Regions from separate parts of the Homo sapiens genome. Here regions 2 and 3 are each linked to region 1. Evidence: chromatin loops called from intact Hi-C (ENCODE). Cell type or tissue: heart right ventricle. All regions are shown on one strand. Links, peaks and the distances in the headings refer to the core of each region. The heading gives the core; the rest is flanking DNA.

Region 1 (5,313 bases), core at 613-4,612:
TGGCTATTATTGCCTGCAAATTGCATCAAATATTTTAAAGATTTGAGATGAAAGATTTGGATCAATATGTCTGATTTAATAAAGCCACTTATAACCCGAGACAGATTGACCATACTTAAAAGAAGTAGGTCTAGATCTGTGAGATAAAGAAATGACTAGCGAATGTCATCTGCCAGAACTGAACTCATATGTGCTTGTCTGTGGCTTTATAAGGAAAGTTGTGTACTTTTTATCTCATTTTCCCATTCTCATTGGTATTTCTTAATTGCCAAACACATCTTTGGCTACTTGTTTTGTGTATTTAATACCATATTCTCTTTGTTGACATTGAGTTAGTCTACGACATATAGTTTAAAATAGCTAAGAGAGTGTATGTGTGTGTGTGTGTGTGTGTGTGTGTGTGTGTGTGTTTTAAGCAGCCATTGAGATGACTCAGAAATCTAACTTCTGTTCAGGTGTGTAAGTTGGATTCGTGTCATATCTTTTAATTCTTAGCTTTATTACTTTTTTTTGCTGGTGATTAAAGGAGAACATATCATCTCGTTGATATTTTGCCTCTCTTACTCTTTTTAATAGTTTGATCACAACTTATTTTCTCTTAATTGTTTCTAACTTTCTCATAACATTTCTCTTAACTTTTAGTTTCCAAGAGTGAAGGTATGGTTGAACATACTCTTTTTCTAAATTATTTTTCCACTCTTCTGTAAGAGGATTATGCTTCCTGGCTCTGTTGATATCAGATTTGGTCAAATGACTTGCTAGGCCAATGAAATGTGAGTGGAGGTAACATGGACTACTTTCTGATAGAAGCTTTAAGAACCATCATGTAGTTCTCTCATTATTCTCCTTCCTCTGCCATGTGATAAAAATAAGGGCTGCTGCTTCAGTTTGGGTACCAGGATGAAGAAGACTTTCAGTGTGAATTAATGTGAATTGAGGCTGACAGGCATTAATGAGAAATAATAAATAAAAATAGACAGCTCAGATTTGGGGGTCATTTGTTATAGCAATGTATTAGTTGACTAATACAAAGGAACATGCTAGTTTCATAAGCAGTGGGGCTGTGTATGATGGCTCACACCTGTAATCCCAGCACTTTGGCAGGCCAAAGCAGGAGGATTGCTTGAGGCCAGTTCAAGATCAGCCTGGGCAATATAGTGAGATCCCATCACTAAAAAATTTTTAAACAATTAGCCAGGCAACATGTCTGTAGTCCCAGCTACTTGAGGGGCTGAGGTGGCAAGATTGCTAGAAAAAAGAGGCAACAGGATGGACTGTTGGCATAAGAAAGAGAAAAGAGCATGTATTTTGGAGTAAGGTAGATCTGGGTTTGATCAAGCTTTGAATTCCACTAGTTGTGAATACTTGGGCTAGTTATTAAACTATTTATACCTCACTTTTTTAATCTGTGAAATGAGGGATAAGCCTACAATAAACTTATTAAGTTTGCTGTGAAGATTAAATGAGATCATCGCATTAATGTAATTCTTATTGTTGTAACCAATAGTCAAATGCAAAACTATATAATAACTCAAAATTTATGGAAGTTTACTTCTTACCTAAACTACAAAACAGATGCTCTTAATTGTCAGGTACATTTATTCCAAACAGTGACTCAGAGACGAAGCTGCCTCTTTCCATCTTGTGGCTCTGCTGTCTGCAGTATGTGGCTTCCAAGGTTGCCTGTGGGATATATCCATTCCAGTCATCCAGAAGGGCAAAAGAACATGAAAGATCCTGAAAGGGAGGTTTGTCATGGGCGATGCATGGAAGTGGTACACATTGCTTTTGCTCACAGTACTGGATTCTGATTAGAATCCCGTTACATGGTCATACTTGAGTCAATGTTGGCTGTAAATGTAGTCTGGCTATGTGCTTAATAAGAAGAGGAAATGGTTGGTGAACAGTTAGCAGTCTCTGCCATAGTGATATATGTAAAGGGCATAGACTACTAACTAGCACCTGGCAGATACTTAATAAATATTCTTTTCTGTTTGTGTCTCTAAGTTCCTTCAAACCTTATGTAAATATCAAAAGTGTTTATTTGCTGGGATCAGACAAATGACATTTAAAATGGAATATATACATTTTGAAGCCATAAAAAATATATACTTTTTAGCTCAGGGGTCTTCCTTGGTATTCACACAGCACTTGCTTTGTGCAAAGGTCTTGGATCACTGGCAATCAAAACTAGAGTTCCTAGAGGCATTCAATGAATGTCTGTTGAATGCCTACCTGAACAAATATACCTCTCTCGATTTTAATAAAATACCATGACTGAGCCAGGGGGAACTAAACTGGCTTCCTAGAGACTATTGCCTTGCTGTCTAAGAATCGGTATTTAACTTTTACTTACTATGGGAAATGGTTGTATTTATAACCCAAACTTAAATTAAAATTTTAACTAAGTGTTAGCTAAAATTTTCCAGTTAATTTCATTGTTATTGAATTATTTCTTTGGATTTATACTTTGAGGCTGGATACATGTAAAAACTATTGATAATTTCTGCTTGTTGAAATCAGGCTTGTGAGAGTTCTTGCAAATTTATAAAGATATGTTTGAATCTTAGTTTTTCTTATTCTCTTAGGCAACTCATACTACACATATGGGCCTCGACTATTTAATCAATAAAACCAGATGAGGATAAAGACTAGGTTATATACTCATAGTGAATTTTAAATGGGGTAAAGAATGTAAAACAATGAATACATTTTCTGGCATGTAGTAAATACTCAGTAAATGGTAATTTTCTATTAATATTAATAGCAATAATGATAGTAATAGCACCATAATACTAATAATGGAAAAATAATAAACTATTATCAGGGAAGGGCATATTTTTCTCAGAGGCACACTGTAGATGTGCAATAGGATGATTAACCATCTTTGCCTCCCTAGAACAACACAGAACAAGGTTGGAATATGCTTCCCGTTATGCCAAGGGCAAGGTTTTGTTCTCACCTGAGTGTTTTGACACTGCATAATTTGATAGTAAACAAATTATGTCACGTTTGGCGTGTACTCCTTCATATTTTTGAAAAGCCACTAGAGGGTGCTACTTTGCTAGAAAAATACAAGTACTTCCTTACAGTAACATTTTCAGTCTGCAGCCGCGACGTCTGATGTTAGGGACTAGAACTGAGATCTCTGCTGTGAGTATCCGGATACAATTTATTCATTTTCTTTCGCTTATGTAGGAAGTAAATAGGAATAGCTTAGGTAAGCTACAAAAGTTGATTCAAATAAAATCCTAGTCTTTTATTTCAGTAAAGGTTCATACCCATTCTATTAGGAAAAAATTGTCAATATTTCTTACTAAACAAAATTGTGAGGGTAAATGACTTTCTTATGAGATATAAGCTGGCTTTAATACGTGTGCTGTGTTTTTGCTAGACTTCTGTTGTTTTAAGTTTGGTATAAGGATATTATTCTGTCTTTGGTAGTTTTTAATTATAAGGGTTAGTGAAAATGAAGATCATTTTGTATGATTTTGCTCTCTGAAAAATAATGTTTCAGTGAATCAAAGGTCACAAATATATTCAGGTGGCTGAGGTGCAGGTAAACTAAGCCTGTGACCTTCCTTTTTGTTACTCTGAGTGTAAAGTAAATGTTATGTTGGTGAGAGGTTGTGTTAAGCGTCAACCTCAATTATGAATAACGGCCTTTAGTCTATAGCTCATACTCAATGGCAAGTGCATCTTTGTGGAGGCAATTATCTAAGGATGAAACATAGTCAGCATGGGTCGAGTCAAAATATTTCTGCAAATTAACCATTGTCTTTTCAGCTGACCATGAGGTAATGAGATGAAAGAAGATTGTCAGTAGTTGAGTGAGAGGAATAAATATATGGGAGACATAAAGAATCCTAGTTGTGTAATAGATGTGAATTATACAAAACCTGGATGTTCTCATTTTTGATCCCTGATAGAAGAGTTAGCTTCCTGAGAGATTTTTGTCCTACTACGTATTACTTCAAAAATATAAGAGTTGGGGAAAAGGGTTTCTGATTTGTCTTCCCTTAGTGAAAGGAACACTAAAAAGTTTCAGACAAAATTATCTGAAAGAGTCTAGCTCCTCAAGTCTTTTGAGTTTCCTCTACCCTAGGTAACTAATCAAGTCTGGGTTGTACTTGATGATTAAACAAGAATTTGGTCACTGGGGTGGTGCATGGGGTGTGTGTGTGTGGTGTGTGTATTTCACACACTCACATATGTCTAATTACAACTTTAAGAAGTCATGTCAGAGAGTATCTTTTTATTCTCTGTCTTACCCTACTTTAATTTTCGGTGTTAATTCAGCGTTTATAGCTTGTTTGTATGATTATCTTTAGGAGCAGTTTTGTAAGTTAGGTAGTTATTGGTGGTGGGAGAAGGGGAGGAGTCAGTATATTCCGATTTTTTTCACTGTTGTTATGTTTTTCAACTCCATACTTTAAATCTTGTACAGATAATTTGAGACTGGCAACATTTAAGTGGCTCTAAAACACACAAAAAATTTCCATCTATCTTTTTTCATTAATGTAGATCATGTCTTTCTGTTTATTTAACTCCACTTTGGGATATAAATGAAATCAAACGGGGTTATATCCTTGTCCATGCTGGGGAGTACTTTCCTAGCACAGGACAGTTGGCTAAATAGTCCATACAGTAGATTAGAAGGGGAACTGTCAAACCTGGACTGAATTTTTACTGAGAAAATACCTCTATTTTAATTTGCCAGCTGTATAAAACATAGATTACAGAAAATAATATTGAATTGGAAGGTGGGGGGCAGTTAGCATTCTGGTTCTGATCTGTTCCTAAGTTGTTGGCTAATGACTTTATCTTGGGTAAACCATAGATATGGTTTATCCAAGCTTCAGTTTTTTATTTGTTTTTATCTTATAGGAAAGAATAGTGTCTCTTTTGTTCATATCAGAGGATTGTTGAGTGACATACAAAAAAAATGCCCTAAATTATAAAGACCAACAAAACTGTTGCCATGGTCTGTCAATGTGGTCATGAAAATGGACTTTATAAGATTCATTAAATACTATTGGGGAAATACCCTGCACCAGCGCTCTGACTTCTAATTCTACACATTGCTCCCTTCAAATGACCATACTGCATGTTTCAGCCTGACAAGAGATGCTGAATGTGTGATGATGGGGGAGAAAGGAAGAGGTAGCTCATCTTCCAATGTTGTGTACAGATTGTCACTGCCAACACCCTACAGCTGTGCTTTTGCTTTTGATTTCTTCATGCCTTTTATATGACTCAATTCCTGCTTTAAGGCACATTGTATTCTTGGCTTCTTAAGCTCAGATGCTCAAA
Region 2 (5,313 bases), core at 722-4,721, 900 kb after region 1:
TGGTCATTGGAGAAGTGCAAATCAAAACCACAGTGAGATACCATCTCATGCCAGTTACAATGGTGATTATTAAAAAGGAAACAACAGATGCTGGCGAGGCTGTGGAGAAACAGGAACGCTTTTACACTGTTGCTGGGAGTGTAAATTAGTTCAGCAATTGTGGAAGACAATGTAGTGATTCCTCAAAGATCTAGAACCAGAAATACCATTTGACCCGGCAATCCCATTACTGGGTATATATCCGAAGGATTCTAAATTATTCTGTTCTAAAGACACATGCACACATATGTTTATTGCAGCACTATATACAATAGCAAATACTTGGAACCAACCCAAATGCCCATCAATGATAGACTGGATAAAGAAAATGTGGCACATATACACCTTGGAATACTATGCAGCAATAAAAAAGAATGAGTTCATGTCCTTTGCAGGGATATGGATGAAGCTAGAAGCCATCATCCTCAGCAAACTAACAACTAGCACAGGAACAAAAAACCAAACACTGCGTGTTCTCACTCATAAGTGAGAGTTGAACAATGAGAACACATGGACACAGGGAGGAGAACATCACACACCAGGACCTGTCAGAGGGTTGGGGGCAAGGGAAGGGAGAGCATTAGGACCATACCTAATGCATGCTGGGCTTAAAACCTAGAAGCTGGGTTGATAGGTGCAGCAAACCACCATGGCACATATTTACCTATGTAACAAACCTGCACGTTCTGCACATGTATCCCAGAACTTAAAGTAAAATTTTAAAAAAAAGTGTTAAGGGATACACAATATAAAAATATGTTAATTGTGACATCAAAAATTTTAAATGTGGGAGGAATGGTGGAGTAAAAGTATAGTTTTTTAAAAATGCAAGCAAAAAGTTGTTATCAGCTTAAAGTAGCTTGTTATAACTATAAGATGTTTTTGTAATTCTCATGGTAACCACAAAGTAAAAATTTATGGTAGAGACAAAAAAGATACAAAGTAGGGAATCAAAGCATACCACCAGAGAAAATTATTTTATCAGAAAAAAAAGACAAAAAAAGAGGGGAAGAAATGAACAAAGAACCTACAAAACAACCAGAAAACAATGAGCTAAATGGCAGTATTAAGTCCTTACCTATTAATAATTACCTTGAATGCAAATTGATTAAATTTTCCAGTCACCTTGGATGTGAAGGGGGCTGAGGGAATAGAAAGAAAAGACTCCAAGGTATCTCATTATCCAGATGAAAACCTGGATAGAAAGTAGTGCCATGAATTGGAAGGAGGAAGCATAGATTTGGTGTAGAGAGGAGATATGGCCAGTTTAATATTTAATATGTTGATTTTGCAATGCCAATTTCAATTCCAGTGACTGTTAGATTTATACATCTGGAACTCAGGCCAGCTCTATGGGACGATGTGTAGAATTGAGCCATTTATGATAATTAAAATTAAGGCTGTGGTGGAAGATAAGACTCCCAGAGAGAAAAGAAATAAGGGCTATAAAGAAAAAATTTCTGAGATGCACAATTCTAAGGGAAGAGAGAACAACCCACATTGAGCAATGGAGGCTGCAGGAGAACAGGTGTGCTGCCACCACAGAAATTAACATGCAGGGGTGCAGAAAGGAAGGTGTTGTCAGCTTATTCAAATGGGCAAATACATGAGATACCCATTTTTTTGGACTTGGCACCTAAGAGGCCACTGGTGAATTTAGAGAAAGCAGTGTCAATGTTTAAAAAGTGAACTGGAGTAATTGTGAGTAAACAAGGACTAATGTTTTATAGAGACTTGGCTATAAAGCTATAAGTCATACTTCCATTGCTAAAGGTAGAAGTGTAGTTAAAAATAAAGGTTTGCTTTGATTCTTTGTTCTTTGAAATGAAAGAGACTAGAACATGTTTATTTGTAAGAAGTAATTGCCACTGGAAACTGAAACATAGGACACACACAGAGAAGGAAGAGACCCACATGCAGAAAACAAAGGCTATAAATAAAAGAGTACAGTGTCCTGGGTTTTCCTGGATCTTGTGTAAATGACTCCATCACAGCATTATCATGTTTTCTTCTCAACATCTTCATCATTCTACTACCATTCGTAGAAAGTGGATTTTCATATATTATCTCATTTAGTCTTTGTGACAAACCTCCTATTCCAAGTATGCAACTGAGGCACACAAAGATTTAAAAATCTATGAGTTAGTAGCAGAGGCCATATTTAAACCCAAATCTAACTGAATACAATGTCTGTGTTCTTTGCATTTTTCCACCCCAGGCTTATAGTTCCTACTAATTCAACCTATTGAAATATATTTTAACGTTTTATTAGGCAAACAAAGCAACAGAGAACAGCAGGGAAAAAGGCGACTTTATCTCTAGCTGACGGGGCTCTTGAAATGCTGTTAATCAGGATTCTAGATACAAATTTCCACGTCCACTCAGAGGGGCGAGAATGTGCAATATATTGTGATGCTGCCACCTTGTGGCAAGAAAAAATGAAAACATTAAGAGGTGCTTTGTGTGCATATTTATCATTTTCAATTAAATTGCTCTAGTTTATGGTTCAGCTACGGCTGCACATTGAAATCATCTGGGAGTTTTAAAAATACTGCTGCCTAGATCCCACCTCAGAGATTCTGATTTAATTGTTCTGGGGTGAGGCCTTGGTGTCAGGATATTTTTAAACTTCCCAAATGATTCTAACATGCAGCAAAGATTAAGACCTCTGCTCTAACCACTTATACAGTAGAGAAGCAAGTCTTGTCATTTGCCTAGTTATGTTTCATTTGTATAGACGCAAAAGAAAACATTCTAGAGAAAGTAGGTGATTTTCTCTCAATCTTTAATGGCATCTAGTTCTTGGTAGAATACAATGATTTCTGGACAGATATATCATATACTATGATTTTAAAGAACAGGACAAAGAAATTTGTGAATTGTAATCAAAGTGGACACAAGATTTGTGTCTCATAATCAAATGCAGTCCGTAGACTAAAGTGAGCAGGGAGAATCTCTGAGCCTCATAATGCGTCACAGGTTTTCTGAAAGGAACAATGGAAAGAGCACTGAAGCACCATTGACTCTGGCACTAGTAAGATGAGTGACCTTGAGCAAGTCACTCAGTTTGCAATGAAAGATTTTCATCTACTGCTTTATTCAAGAGAAACTAGTTCCAAATGTTCAACAAATATCATACCAGGTAATTCAACAAAACTTTCTTAAGTACTTGCAATGCGAAAAGCATGGAATTATAATGTGTTATAAATGGAAAGCACTAATGTTGCTTAGAGACATCATAGCATTAGGTGACCAGAGGAACCTTTGAAAGCTAGTAATGCAAATTTTAATTATGATCTGAACTGAGTGTAATTAGAAAGCTTAATTACATAATGCTCCAGTGGTTTGGCAAAGAAGTTGAATTCAGTTTTCTCTATTTTTCATTCTGTTCTGTAGTTTTCTCAGATTTATTTATTAGCTCTACACCATCAAAAAGTGTAATCATGTCTTGAAAATGAAATTTCTCTTTCCTGCTCCTTGGAAATTAAAATTTTCTATGGTTCTTTAACTGAAAAGTTTCAGTAATTGCACCACCAATCACCCAGTGCCTTGGTCAGGAATCTTTCTTTCTTCATTCGTTCATTTAACACATATTTATTAACCCTCTACCATATGATATTACTCATCTTTGAATTCCACCTCCCTTAAATTCCAAATTTAATTATTTACAATTCATGTCAATTATTAGCTTCTAAACATCTCTTGAATATTCTGCCCATGTCTACAGTGATTTAGATTACTACAGATCTATCCTCCTGCCTTCTAGCTCCCTTTTCTCAACTCCAGTCCCACACTGCAGACAGTGGCCCTTTGAAACTTCAAATCTGCTAATGCTATTGCCCCACTTCCTAGTGAATGGCTTCCCTTCACCCTAGGATAGCATGCATGGTACATGACAATGCTTGGGAACTCCTTCCTTATCTGGTCCCTGCTTACCAGCCCAAAATAATTTCTCACCCTTCTCCATTAAGTCACTCAGAAAGCTTAAAGCTTTGCAATTCTCTCCACCCTCTCTTGACCCTGGGATTTTTGCATATACCCTTTCTTCTGCTTGCCTTTCTTCACTTGGATAATTTCTTTTTTAGCCCTTCATGTTCCTGTTTGAAAATTAATCACTCCAAGCAGCCTTCTGTAACCCACATTACTGGGTTATTTTTATGTGTTTCCAATGTACAATAAGCTTAAAATTTGGAATACGTATCATCAACATTTACTTATTTATCTTCTCACTAGACCATGGGACAAAGAATTGAGAATAAAAGACCTAGGAATCCAACTTACAAGGGATGTGAAGGACCTCTTCAAGGAGAACTACAAACCACTGCTCTCTATTTGTCTGTTATTCGTGTATAAGAATGCTTGTGATTTTTGTACATTGATTTTGTATCCTGAGACTTTGCTGAAGTTGCTTATCAGCTTAAGGAGATTTTGGACTGAGATGATGGGGTTTTCTAAATATGCAATCATGTCATCTGCAAACAGGGACAATTTGACTTCCTGTCTTCCTATTTGAATACGCTTTATTTCTTTCTCTTGCCTGACTGCCCTGGCCAGAACTTCCAATACTATGTTGAATAGGAGTGGTGAGAGAGGGCATCCTTGTCTTGTGCTGGTTTTCAAAGGGAATGTTTCCAGCTTCTGCCCATTCAGTATGATATTTGCTATGGGTTTGTCATAAATAGCTGTTATTATTTTGAGATTTTGGGCTGAGACAATGGGGTTTTCTAGATATACAATTGAAAATCTAGAAGAAATGGAAGCACAGTATATAGTACATAGTAGATATCCAACAAGTATGAACCATTGATGAAGAACAATTATTTGCATTCAAAAATCTACGATATATTAACTCGGAAAAATTGGTCAGGTAAAGAGATGAAATAAATTATGACATGTCTGACATTACTCAAATAATTTTTAAAAAGTAGATTCCAGCTTTTGATATACACATATTAGCCACACAATCATGGGCAATGTGCTTAACATCCATTAACATCCTGAGCTTTAGTGTCTTCAATTCTAAACACAGATACATTCATTCAGCAAATATTGATTATATGACTACTAAGGGCCAGACAGTGTTCTAGGTAGTTGGGATACAGCAGTGCCCCAAAGAGTCACTGTCTCTCTTTTTACGCATCTTAAATTCTAGTTGATGAGACAGATAATAAAAAGAGATATATAATGTCAAACAGTGACACATAGAGAAAAAAGATTAAGAGGCTAGAGTGTAACAGAGTACTATTCTATTTTTTCTTTTTAGTTTTTTTCTTT
Region 3 (5,313 bases), core at 722-4,721, 220 kb after region 1:
TGTTCTCTTTGGCTGGTCCACTCTTAAGGTAAATAAGGGGACTATCAGAGATAAGCCTCTTCCAGCATCTGCTGACCTTCACAGGCCATTAATTTTAAATTATCAGCATACCATGGTATCTTGGGGTGAAATTCCCTGGGCTCCTTCAGTGTAAGTTATAAGTAGGTTCAGTTGTATATAACAGAAACTCCCTAATAACAGTTAACGGATACATGCATAAAGGGTCAGCAGTTGTGAACTGATATGATTCTGTTTTCAGAAACCCAGGCTTTTACTCTGGGTCTGCCTTTTCACCTTTAACACTGGCTTCTAACCCTCAAGGTCGCTGATTGTCTAAATTGCTTTTGGAGCTGTAAGAAACGGGAAGGAGAAAGTAGCTATTTGTCCTGTCTTAAAAGGGCTTTCCTGGAACTCCCACCTAACATGATTATAGCTCATTGGCCAGGACCAGGTCACATGGTCACTTTGACTACAAGGGATACTGGGAAATACTATCTTTCAGCTGAGTTTCTAGCCACCCCAAACAAAATTGGGATTGTCTTTCTAAGGCAGTAGGGAAGGAACATTGCATGGGCAATGAACAGAATATGTGTCATGCAGATAAGAATAAGTAAGGAGATAACTAAATGATTTGGTCAATGTCTGCGTGAAGAAACAAACAAACAAAAAAGAACTATTTGGGAGCCCTGTTTAAGAAGGGGGATATTTACAGACTATTGTGATTCTGGGGCTGAGAAAGACACTATTCTTGTGTTTATACCCCTAGAGCCTTTGATTGAACTCGAAAGCTCCTGTCTGCTTTTTGTTTTCATTCAGAGTAGTAAATACCTTTGTTTCCCTTTACAAATAAGAAAATAGGGAGAGGGGCAAAAGAAATAGAAATGTTCTATCTATCTAAGTTTTTAGGATGTCAAGAATTTTCCTGACATTAGGAGAAACTTCCACCCTGTATGGCAAACACCTGTCAATGATGGCACTAGCAAGGAGGATCAGAGTGAATAAAATTCTAAGATTTGCAATGCTGGTTGTTAGAGTTACTTTCTGCAGCAGAACTACAGGGAATTAGAGAGAAGCTGAAGTTGCTTAAAAAAATGAGCTTCTTTGTCAGGTGGTTGCTAAGGCCTTGTCTCATTAAAGAAGAGGAAATAAGTGCCTTATGGGAGTTCCTATTTTCTTGTTGTTGACAAGAAAGAAACATACAGCGTTTCAATGACAGATAAAAAGCTTTGCCTATTTAGGTGATTTTGACTAATTGTCCTTGAGAATAAAAGTGAGAACAGAAAGACCAATTTCTTAGGAAGAAATAAATGCATCTGTGTTTAAGAATTAGTTTTTCAGTGTAACTGGTTGGTTTTGGCCACTGAGCTCACGAGATATAAACATGAGATGGTTTATTTTCTCCAAAATGGTTAAGAACAGTGTTCTACCAAAACCTTTTCCTCTGGGTGGCAGGCTCCCCAATGGCATCTTAGTCTAACTACCATTTTCAGTTACATTTAACTATTAAAACAGTCTTATCCTAGCTTTGAAATATAATCCTGTTTATTTAAAATTGTTATTTTATATTTAATTTAAAATGCTTTCTGGCTTGACCACAGGTGGACTTATGGTTCTAGTATCTTGGAGTGGAGGGGCCCTCTTATCCCTTGTATATGCAATCTTTAGTTCGGGGGCAGGGAAGAGACAGAAGAAGATAATTTCTTATAAGACTGTGTATGTTGAGTTGACTGTCGGTGATGATAAGGTTTCTATCCCATTTTTCTCTGCTAACGATTTGTTAGTTCTTCCATTAGTTCTGGTTCGGGGGTTTCACCCCTAATAATTCTCTCTATGCTAAATCCTTTCATTCGGCTCCACTTTATTCCAGTCAGTTCATCACACAGCCTCTTGCTGCAGGACTCCCAGTGCCCAGCAGGTGACCCATATGTAGGGTGACTGTACCTGAAGTTGACTTTCCCAAGGAGACTACTGGGTCCATGGTGTCATCCATGCCAAATGGTGGTAGTGTTGACATTCCCCTGGAATCCTCATTTCTCACTTCCTCTCTTTCCTCGTCCTTTGACCATGTCCCAGTAGCACTGCTGGCCTAAATTATACCTTTAGGTATCGGGAAAGTCCTTGAGGGACATACCACTGTGCTAGGTCTCACACCTTGACTTTGGAGTGAGGGTTTTATTTCAGTCCTTTTTTGCAACCTCAGCTAGATGCTCCTGTTCATGACAGTCAGTCCTGAGTTTTGGTGCTCAGCCTGCTAGCCCAGTGGCTCAGCACTCTCAGATTCAAGATGATTTCTCTCACAGACAAGGTACATTGGATGATGACCGGGTGTCAACAATCTTACAGTAAGTGATGTTGAATTTCTTGTGCCTGATGAGAGGAAAAGGCTGAAAGGAAGAATGGTGCTTCAAAAACTCTGTGTTATGCCTAAAGGCAATCTCCTCAGATCCTCATATACTGTAGGTGGTAAATGTCTCCAAGCCAGTCGGCTTCCTTGGCTACCGAGAGCAGGGGAGTCATGTAAATTCTTTGAAGTTGTTTCCAGTTCAGTGGTTCTGAACTGGGGGCAGTTTTGTCCCCCAGGGGACATTTGGCAATGTGTGGAGACATTTATGGTTGTCACAGCTGAGGGAGGTGCTACTGCCATCTAGTGGGTACAGGACAGAGATGCTGCTAAACATCCTACAGTACATAGGACAGCCCCCACAAAGCAAAGAATTATGCAGCCCAAAATGTCAACAGTGCTGAGTTGAGAAATTCTGCCCCAGGGTACTAACCACATTGGTCCTCACATTGCTAGGAGTCACAAAATGACCTTATCCCAATCTCTCACATCAAGGGACCAAGAGAGTTAATATGGTTCTAGACGAATCTTTGCCTCAATTTCTCCTACCACATGTAGTGAAAGTAACTGTTGTGCTGACTTCATAGTATGGTGGTGAGAATAAAATATGATAATATATATGAATATGCTTTGAAAAAATTTCAAAAAGCCACGAAACTCATCATTTCTGCCATGTCGAGAGCTTTCTAGTAGACTAGAAAAGCATTCTGCCTGACTATGGCTGAATTACTTTCTGCTTTATCCCCTTGCTAAACTGTAACATCAAACAATCCATCAAACAATCCAAATATGTCACTTGTCTAAACACACCATAAGTTACCTAAATGCAAGGATTTCCTTGAAGTGATTGTCTTTGGTATTTATTTTTTCAAACACTCTATTACTTCCCTTGTCATCACTTTTTTGGTCTCTGTTAACATATTGTATACAACCCTGAAAAAAAGTTAATCTAAACTCGAGCTAGTTTATGAACTAGTAGCACCATTCAAAATGCCATCATTTAAGTATGATCCAGAGTCTGAATGGGATCTACATAATTTTGAACTTGATATAAATAAAATATACAAATTGACCTTGAGCATGCACAATAGTCATTGAATCCAAACACATGTTAAAGAGAATTAAACATTATAGAAAAATCTATGTGTATATATAAATGTTTTCATAGTTTTCTCCACCAAAGCAGTGCAGAATGTAATGTGAATGGGGCTCAGTGTAAACTTATTGTCACTAGTGGGCCACTTACCAAAACTTTGTGTTACCTTTCTGTAGTGATTTTTTAGAAATCCAATTGCAAAATTTTATCTTAAGAATTAAAAAGGATCAACTAGAAAATACTAGTAGAACTATGCATCAAAAATAATGTATTTCAGATAGAGAAAAGTATAATGGATGAAAGGCTTTTATTTTGCTTCTTTTGAAGCACTGTTTAAAAGGGGCATACCAGAACTCTTCACAATAACAAAGACATGGAATCAACCTAGGTGCCCAACAACAGTGGATTGGAAAAAGAAAATGTGGTACATATACACCATGGAATACTACACAGCCATAAAAAGAATAAAATCATGTCCCTTGCAGCAACATGGCTGTAGCTGGAAGCCATTATTCTAAATGAACTAATGCAGAAGCAGAAAACTAAATGAGGAGCTAAACATTGCGTACTTATGGACATAAAGATGGCAACAATAGACACTGGGGACTAATAGAGTGGGGAGGGAGGGTTGAAGGAGTAACTACTGAGTACTATGCTTGGTACCTGGGTGATGGGATCAATTGTACTCTCAACCTCAGTATCACACAATATACCATATTAACAAGCCTGTACATGTGCCCCCTGAACCTAAAATGAAAGTTGAAATTCAAAAAATAAAATAAAAAAGGAAAAGTGATATACCTGTCTGGATTGTGTTAGGGTATCATATACAGCTATATTTTGGCTGAGACATGCTAGTTCTGGAGAAAGATGTAACATGAATGAAGGAAGATTCCCCACCTCCCACTTGAGGACTTCATTATCACACAGAACATGATCACACAGAAATTACACATCTGGAATTCTCTGTGTTTCTCTGGAATTCTAGAAGGGATTCTTAAGCATACACCTTTTCTCTCTTTCTCTCTCTCTCTCTCTCTCTCTCTCTCTCTCTCTCATTAAAGGGTGCATATTAGCATCATTATGCTTAAATACATCATTTCCTTTATTCTTAGTGCTCTGTTATTTCATCTTTCTTGTGCTAAGCTCTCTACATTGTGCTTTATCATTCACACACATTTGCTGAGTCTTCTTGTTGCATAGAAACAAGGAGTACAAATGCCTGATACCACTATTCTTGACTTTTCTAGGGAAAGAAGAGCCAGCATTGCATGGCATACCTGGGGTACAGATGAGTGTAAGGAATGAAAATTTAATAAGGGTAAATATCCTGTGACTTATTCACCCACATTTATGTATCTGCTCTTCCGACAGCTCTTTTAATAAAAGAAATAACTTTTTTACACTCCTTCAAAATACTGCAGTTTGAATGGAGTGGGGTGCGATGGGGAAAAGGAGGCAATACACTGACTTGTAAATTTGCAAATTGTGACTTGAGCTTTTCTTCCTCCAGTGCACAGAATGCATGTTTCATGAATCAAAGTGAAGATATCCTTAATGGGCCCATAATCAATCAAGCATTTTTGATCGCTAGGTTTGCTTTATGGCAGTAGTGTAGTGGTGAAATAGTGTAGCAGAGCGTTCCTAAACAGTCACCAGAATTTAAACTGCTATTGAATCCAGATTGACAGATAGCATTACTGATGAAATTTAAGGGCTCCTGCTCACCACAGCAGCTGACACAGCTTTGGCATGTGACTGCATTGTTGTGGATGATGCCCTGCTCACTTCTGGCGGTCGCTGGGTGTTAAATAATACCAGTACTGTCAAGTGCTTCTCATTTTTTACCCAGGGACATTTATAATTCTCTGCTTCA

Evidence for each region. A loop is a pair of places that touch in the nucleus more often than their neighbours do. Peaks named below come from ENCODE experiments on the same cell type or tissue, not always from the same donor. Only the 100,000 strongest peaks of a DNase experiment are listed, where the experiment ranks them.
Region 2: it touches region 1 in a loop (6-fold over the local background); 41 of 110 quality-filtered maps call a loop at or near these places.
Region 3: a loop joins it to region 1, with 10 times the contacts of the local background. A loop is called at or near these places in 55 of 110 quality-filtered maps.

What each region holds. Positions count from the first base shown.
Region 1 is chr4:85,144,619-85,149,931 of GRCh38, forward strand. No RefSeq gene overlaps it. Among named protein-coding and RNA genes, the nearest start is that of WDFY3, 180 kb to the left of the region's middle. In heart right ventricle, for the core only: a CTCF peak has its summit at 3,035 (motif pointing right); a DNase peak (open chromatin) is centred at 3,113; H3K4me3 peaks cover 1,005 bases; H3K27ac peaks cover 1,125 bases.
Region 2 is chr4:86,041,733-86,047,045 of GRCh38, forward strand. The region is part of intron 11 of MAPK10 (mitogen-activated protein kinase 10); the gene reads right to left. Among named protein-coding and RNA genes, the nearest start is that of MAPK10-AS1, 75 kb to the right of the region's middle. In heart right ventricle, for the core only: a CTCF peak has its summit at 2,467 (motif pointing left); no DNase peak of the experiment used is centred there.
Region 3 is chr4:85,367,990-85,373,302 of GRCh38, forward strand. No RefSeq gene overlaps it. Among named protein-coding and RNA genes, the nearest start is that of ARHGAP24, 100 kb to the right of the region's middle. In heart right ventricle, for the core only: a CTCF peak has its summit at 2,651 (motif pointing left); DNase peaks (open chromatin) are centred at 1,966 and 2,602.